2 separate regions of the Homo sapiens genome follow, and region 1 is linked to region 2. The links are chromatin loops, found by intact Hi-C in ENCODE. Cell type or tissue: endothelial cell of umbilical vein. All regions are shown on one strand.

The links. Peaks named below come from ENCODE experiments on the same cell type or tissue, not always from the same donor. Only the 100,000 strongest peaks of a DNase experiment are listed, where the experiment ranks them.
Region 1: a loop joins it to region 2, with 6 times the contacts of the local background. A loop is called at or near these places in 1 of 110 quality-filtered maps.

What each region holds. Positions count from the first base shown.
Region 1 is chr18:23,399,401-23,403,400 of GRCh38, forward strand. SLC35D4 (solute carrier family 35 member D4) reads right to left here. Exons shown (of 15, transcript NM_032933.6): 4 at 166-247. Among named protein-coding and RNA genes, the nearest start is that of SLC35D4, 37 kb to the right of the region's middle. In endothelial cell of umbilical vein, no CTCF peak of the experiment used is centred here; a DNase peak (open chromatin) is centred at 2,241; H3K27ac peaks cover 2,096 bases.
Region 2 is chr18:23,300,999-23,304,998 of GRCh38, forward strand. All of the region lies in intron 14 of SLC35D4 (solute carrier family 35 member D4), which reads right to left. Among named protein-coding and RNA genes, the nearest start is that of SLC35D4, 130 kb to the right of the region's middle. RefSeq lists an enhancer at 1,399-2,289. In endothelial cell of umbilical vein, no CTCF peak of the experiment used is centred here; a DNase peak (open chromatin) is centred at 2,353; H3K27ac peaks cover 2,406 bases.

The sequences.
Region 1 (4,000 bases), 98 kb after region 2:
TTCCCTGTTATCTGATTATCTTCAACTCAACAAAAGGGAGTAATAGGTCCCATTATTATCATTATTAAAGTGATTCTTTGCCCTTATTGAGCTGAGGCATGATAAGTTAAAAGGCAAAGGGGAAAGGGAGAGAGGAGTTGTTTCCCCTGAACCTCTAATACTTACCAGTCTGGACAATGCTCTGGACCCAGCATAGATTATACCCACAAACAGCACTGAAGCAGGAAGCCACACAAGAACATGAGATCTGAAAAGAGGGGAAAAAAGCAATAACACTTTTGCCACTTTTTGTTAAGAAAGACCTAGCTGGAAAGGCTGACCCTCCAGATGCATCAACTACAACAACAGAGGCTGTCTAAAAATCCCTGGCAGACTTGTTAAGTGAGATGTAGTCTTTATCGATTGAGTAGTGGAGGCAGATAAAGCCATCCTACCTACAATCCCATCATTACTGATCATCTAGCCTAAGAGATCCCAGAAATGGAAATGGCAAACGCCTTGCTGCAGCTTGGAAGAGAGAACAGATCTGGTTTTTTCCAAGGGCAGTGAACATTATTCTTTGGATTTTAAGTAACCAAAAGTTTTGAATCCACTACAGATTATTAAAAATTGAAAAGGTTATTTACCCAGGCTACACCAAACAGCTCCGTGGAATCACAACAAAAAGAACCAGTTTCAAGGGATGAAATTGAAAAAAAGAATCCCAGAACTTCAGTTGGGTGGCCATAGGCTGGCTTTTTCAACCATTAACCTGGCATTGCTGGAATTCTGGTTCAGGGACCCTTTAAGGACTTCCGAAGGGTACATTTATTTTTCAATTGTAGCCACACCACGAACTGCTTTTCTCTTACAATTTAGAATCAAAATCCTAGTTCTCACACACAGTGCATATCACTGAGGTTGCAACCTGCTTCTCTCATCAGTTAGAAATGCATTTTATTGGCCGGGCATGGTGGCTCAGGCCTGTAATCCCAGCACTTTGGGAGGCTAAGACAGGTGGATCAGTTGAGGTCAGGAGTTCTAGACCAGCTTGGCCAACATGGTGAAACCCCGTCTCTACTAAAAATACAAAAGTTAGCCAGGCATGGTGGTGGCGAGCACCTATAATCCCAGCTACTCAGGAGGCCAAGGGAGGAGAATCACCTGAGCTCAGGAGGCAGAGGTTGCAGTGAGCCAAGATCACGCCACTGCAATCCAACCTGGGCGACAGAGCAAGACCTTGTCTCAAAAAAATAAAAAAAGAAGCATATTCAATCTACTAATTCAAGTTCCCAGAGTTATCCTAATAATGAATAAAAATAAATGAAACCATTCCAGCAGGATATAACATAATAATCCCAACTAACTCAATGAACTGATCTCCTGGAATGATGCCTGCTCAAGAAATGTTCTTTGTTAATTTTATTAGCATGGGCAAGCACTCCATCCAAGATCAGGTCTGATCTGTACAACTTCCTGGAGAACCTAGCATTTAAATGTTTCCAGTCTAGCAAGGGCCTTCAATCCTTACTTGCTGCATAAACTCATTGTGCAAATACTTACAGCAACTTACAAGGTGCTGAGAATTATCATTAATAGCAGCATCACAGGTAACATTTATTGAACACTTGCCACAAACCAAGCACTTTGCTGGTTTTTTCTTTTATATGTTTTAAATGTGTTATATGCTGCATTTTTTGTTTTAAATGTTTTATATACTGCATCTTTCTTAAAGTTGCACAATAATCTTATGAGGAAGGTATTTATTATTATTACCCTCATTGTACAGATGAGGAAACTGAGACAAAGAGTTTAGATAATTTGCCTGCGGTGAGAAGAGCTGGTAAATGGCAAAGCCAGAATTTGAATTGAGGTCTGTCTGGCTCCAAAGCCCTAGCTGTTAAACGCCCATTCATATTTTGCCTTCACGGACCTCATAATCTAATGGGAGACACTGACATACAAATAGATAAGCTGCAAACACTCAGATAATTGACCAAGCAGCCAATTATCTGAGGGATATTCTGTTACACTAGTCGTGCTGTAATAGATGTCAGCACCCCCAACCAAAAGATGAACAGAGAAAGGAAGATCCCATCCTCCATTGCAATGGATCAGGGGTGACATCAGTCAATTGCTATTCTTCTAGGAAGTGGCTTTTCCCACTTGACATTAAGCTCACATGAATCAAGGGAGGCAGGATACAGGCCCATGGCCTGTTGTGCACCAGAAGGAAGCACAGAGCACATACTGCAGGCAGGGCATTGAGGAGGAAGGAGGAGGTGCACTGGGTGAAACGGCAGCTGGCCTCACTGCGGGAGGCCCAGGACTTTGGAATGTAAGGTCAGCGAGGCCCCAGACATGTGTACTCCATGCCCTCTTAAAACAAAGAAAACTGCTGAGTTATATATTCCAAGAGGCATCAGGGTGTTTGAATGGCCATGGATGTGAGGAAAAGAAAACATGCCTAGGGAACACCTTGTATTTTAACCCTCCTACCCAAAAATACAAAGAAATAACTTTAACTAGAAAAGAGATACACAGGACTAGTAGGACCAAACAGACTTGTGGGAAGTGTTAGAGGACAGCGGAGTGAGCCTCTGGCTCCAGACGTGGGACCACCTCCCAGGCACAGGACCCCGGTGCTTGTGTTCTCCGAAGTCATCTCCCTCAGGGGCAACAGGGCCAAAGCAACACACACTCATGGCACTTCAGACACACAGGAGAGGCAGTGGACTGCAGAGCCACCATGCTGTCAGTGTGACGGCTGTCTTTCTCCACCACACACCAACCTAAGACCATAGCCGCTGCTAAGAATACATTTGAATCACTGGAAAAATGGCTGACAAAACAGGTGTGGGCAAGGCAAGTGTGAAGGGATAGGGCAAAAAGGAAAAAGAATTAAAAATCAAAGACTCTTGATTTATATTGTTTCAAAGTACCAAAGGCCTCATTCTACTTTAACCATGTATTTCAATGGAAAATCATAGAGTATATGCTAAGGGTAGTATATGCAAGAAACGGACACCAGTCAACAATCCACACACAAACGAAAAGCCTTACCACAAAATCAGCAAATTAATGCACATTTATATGTCTTTAATTAAAATAAATAGATTGTTTCAGCAAAAGATGATTCCCTAGGCCAGGTGCAGTAACTCACACCTATAATCCCAGCACTTTGGGAGGCCAAAATGGAAGGATAATTTGAGTCTGGGAGTTTCAGACCAGCCTGGGCAACACAGCAAGCCTGTCTCTACAAAAAATTTAAAAATTCAGCTGAGTGTGGTGGGTTGAGACTGTAATCTCAGCTACTTGGGAGGCTAAGGTGGGAGAATCGTTTGAGCCCAGGAGGTCAAGGCTGCAGTGAACCATGATCATGCCATTGCACTCCAGCCTGGGCAGCAGGGGTAAGACCTTGTCTTTTTAAAAAAATATAAAAATAGGCCAGGTGTGGTGACTCACGCCTGTAATCCCAGCACTTTGGGAGGCCGAGATGGGCAGATCACAAGGTCAGGAGTTCAAGACCAGCCTGGCCAATATGGGGAAACCCTGTCTCTTACTAAAAATACAAAAATTAGCTGGGTAAAGTGGTGGGTGCCTATAGTCCCAGCTACTCAGGAGGCTGAGGCAGGAGAATCACTTGGATCTGGGAGGTGGAGGTTGCAGTGAGCCAAGGTCGTGCCACTGCACTCTAGCCTGGGTGACAGAGTGAGACTCCATCTCAAAAAAATAAAAATAAAAATAAGATTCCCTGATTTATGTGACTTTCAATTAACCCACTAATTATCTGACTGACAGAGTCAGAAAAGGGAGCTCCTGTATATATTATTAATGTCTCCTCCACCCCTCAAATACACTGTGTCACATGGGTGGGAACCGTATGTGTTTTGTTCATATAAAATAAATGAAAACACTACATTGATAACTGTTATAAAGGAGACTAAAGGACCATGCTATACAATAAGGGAAACTGACCTAATCAGTGAGAATAGGGAAAGCTTCCCCATATACGTGACGT
Region 2 (4,000 bases):
GCCCTGCGCCTAATGCAGCACTCAATAAATACCGATTCAATGAATAGTTAAACTGTTAATATTTTATCCCCTTTCTGCCACCTATGTAGATGGGAGAAGTCCCAAACTATTTGGTCTAAAAATAATTTGGTCCTAAACTATTTTTTCCTTTTTCTCTCTTCCTCACCGCAATGTGTCTGTCCCATGCTCCATTCCTTGGGGCTCTGCCGAGTGAGTTCATAATCTATTAAATTATGATAAAATTTGAGAGGTAATCAGCAACGTTATTGAGAAGGCCCTTCTTACGTAGAATTTTAAAGAGGAGGTTTCAGATTTTTAATTCAAATGGAGAACTCATAAATTTCAGACACTGTGATCCTGAAGGCATTTTGGAGTGTGATGGGGGGACGTTTTCTTTGCCCCTAAATTCATTCTTTCTATACATAGGTTTGGGCAGCCTCCGTGAAGTTCCTTAAAATTAAAGGGATAAGAAATCTTTACTCAAAGATTATATACGATCATTTTCTAAAGACCCTCAGTGTTGGTGAGGTTTGTGCTAGGCTCAAGTTCAAGTGATCCTCATGGCTGATAAACAGCGATCAATGGCAAGTTCAGTGAATGATGTGCGAAGGGAAAAATGTGATCATGGAATCCTTAGAACAAAGAAGTTGCATTTTGGTTATTCTTTTCTTTCCTTGTGCTTAAACTATTCCAAAGAGAAGGGTGACTCTCCCCATCTATAAAACGGGAGAGGAGAGGAGTCACCATAATTAATTCCACTTGACAAGGATACCGCTCTCAGGTCAGTATCTTTCTCTTTTGTATGCTTCAAATCTCCTTTGCTGAATTTTGAAATAGAGGGAATTAATATTACTATAAAACTGTTAATTAAAAATGAACAATTAAATAGAAATCTGGATATTTAAATTACTGGGCTTGAAATAGATTGTTTTCATAATAATTGGCTGGATGACAGCAGTTGTTTTTAATTAAAGACTTTAAAAATATTGAGTACTTCGGTTTATAATTGTTCTTGGATACAATATTTTGAAGGCTGGCCACTCAGTGTTGATTCAGCAAGTATTCAACACTAGGCCTAGAGATGCAAAGGTGAATGAAACACACCCTTTCTCCTAGAGCTGCTCACAGCCTGGTGGGAGAGATGGCGCCAGCCACCTGTCACTCGCCAGCCACCTGTGCAGCAAGTGCCTACGGAGCCAGACACAGACACAGAGGGGATGGGAGGAGCAGCTGAGGACCTGACACTTGAGCTGATCCAAAGCTCTCATTCGATGAGCAAGTTCCTTAAGATCTTGCTGAAATTTCAAATGGAATTTTCTCCACTAGCCCCCATGAACTTTAGACCAGTGATTCTCAACTGGGGTGGGACTTTTGGCAATGTCGGGGATGTTTTTCATTGTTACAATTGAGGGGGTGCTACCGGCATCTAGCGAGTGGGGTTCAGGTTTGCTGCTAGACATCCTACAAGGCACAGAACAACCCCTCAAAACAAGGAATTATCAGTCCCAAATATTAATAGTGCTTTGGGTGAGAAGCCCTACTTCAGATGGCCTACTTTGTGTAGCTAAGCTGTTGTCCATCCAAGGAGGAGGATAATGACATATATATTTGAACACTTATCCCCTACATGGTGATCTCCCTGGAGTCAGGGAATGTGCCTTGCTTCCTTCTGTAGTCTCAGAGCCCAGCCCAGCCCTTTGGTGGAATGCACGAATATACAAATATATGGATGCAAGGCTACTGGCTGGAGCAGGGTCCTCCAGTCTCAGCCAGCCAGGGTGGTGGAGGCCATGGTGGATTGGAGACCACACGCCAACGTGAAGAGGCAGCCTCTATTCATTCCAGCAACTGCTGCTGTGTGCAAATGCAGGCCCAACATTAACAGCTGCTCCACATTTTCAAAAGAATCTGGAAATCTGGATTTGTATGAGGAAATCACCCGATTTCAAAATGGTGATGACTAACTTAAAACTTGAAAAGCAAATGAGAAGAAATAGTAACTATACCAGCACACACAATAGGTCCAAACAAAATAGGCCTGCAGCCTCTGCCCTTTGTGACTTCTGATCAGTTTAAAGTCCCATGCCACAGGGATCAGCCACCGCCCCTGCCTGGGCTCTGAGAGCTGGTCACCCAGCCACGCTTGAACACGCCTAGTATATGGACAAGGCAGAACAGCTCTGTGCAAGACACAGAGCTGAAGCACAGTCCACTCTTCTGGTGGTTCACTTTGTGGTTGGAAAATTCCTTCAGGCTGAAAACACACCATCTTTAACCTCAGGAGTCCTCAAAAATCAGGAAATTCCAAAGTCAAGGTTCCTTTTGCAATAATCACACATTCTGTTTCCTTAATTTGCGAACACACAGCCTTTCTTTCCATTTTTCTCAGGGCATACCATAAAGTTCACAGGATGTGAAACAGCCCAGAGACAGCCTCTTACAGACGCCTGCTTCCTTACTATTCCGACTCAGCATTTCCTCACACTGGAGAGCTGTCTTACTCTTAGCTCTCACGTTCAGTTCAATACCTGGGTTTCTTTGGCTCATTTTGAAATTCTGTACAAAATGTGGTCAATGCAGGCTTACTTGTAAGAGAGAAAGATATTGTCAAGAATTTAGGGGCTGGGCGCAGTGGCTCACGCCTGTAATCCCAGCACTTTGGGAGGCTGAGGTGGGCGGATCACTTGAGGCCAGGAGTTCGAGACCAGCCTGGCCAACATGGCAAAACCTGGTCTCTCCTAAAAATACAAAAATTAGTCGGGCATGGTGGCGTGTGCCTGTAATCCCAGCCATTTGGGAAGCTGAGGCATGAGAATTGCTTGAACCCAGGGAGATGGAGGTTCCAGTGAGCTGAGATCGCGCCACTGCACTTCAGCCTGGGCGACAGAGCAAAACTCTATCTCCAGGAAAAAAAAAAAAAAAAGAATTTAGGCTAGTCTGGGAGTGGTGGCTCCCTCCTGCAATCTCAGCACTTTGGGAGGCTGAGGCTGGAGGACTGCTTGAGGCCAGGAGTTTGAGATCAGCCTGGGCAACATAGAGAGGCCCTGTGTTTAAATTAAAAAAAAAAAAAAATCATCCTGGCTAACACGGTGAAACCTCGTCTCTATTAAAAAAATAAAATACAAAAAATTAGCCAGGCACGGTGGCGGGCACCTGTGGTCCCAGCTACTTGGCAGGCTGAGGCAGGAGAATGGTGTGAACCCAGGAGGCGGAGCTTGCAGTGAGCCGAGATTGCGCCACTGCACTCCAGCCTGGGTGACAGAGTGAGACTCCGTATCAAAAAAAAAAAAAAAAAATTAAAGAATTTAGATAAACACTATGAAAGTTAAGGATACAGAAATTTGGGGAAAAGTCTCAAGAATTTATATATATATATATTTATATAACATATCATTATATATAATTATATATAATTCATATAATAAAATGTAATATAATAAAATATATATAATTCTTGTTATATAATAACATGTAAAACAAGAATTATATATAAATGACATTATATATCTATCAATTATATATAACATATATATAAAATACATATATTCTCTTTATATATAGAAAGAGAGAGAGGGAGAGAGAGACGCATGTACACATATACATATCTCAGGATATAAAGGTTTCTTCTCTGGGCAGCTGGATTTTGGGATGTCAACCTGCCTACCATTTGTGTCACCCCTCCCCAGAAGGACAGGTGCAGAGGAAGAGGGGGGAGGAAGATTAGCTCCCTGCTTCAGAGCCCCAGTTCTGGTTACAAATCACTAAGTCTCCACTGGCTGCCCTGTCTTCCCAGGTGAGAGGGGTCCAGTCCTCTTCCATCCCCCAACTCTCAGCCCAGCTAAGCCTCTTCCTCTGCATAAGGCCCAGTTCACACCAGCTCCAGGGGCATCTTCCAAACACTCCTGGCCTCTCTCCCTTCTTCAGTCTTCTTATTCACTGGGCATTAACACAGTTACTATCTGATCCATCCAATGAATTAGCTTTCTGATTTGCCCTTCCT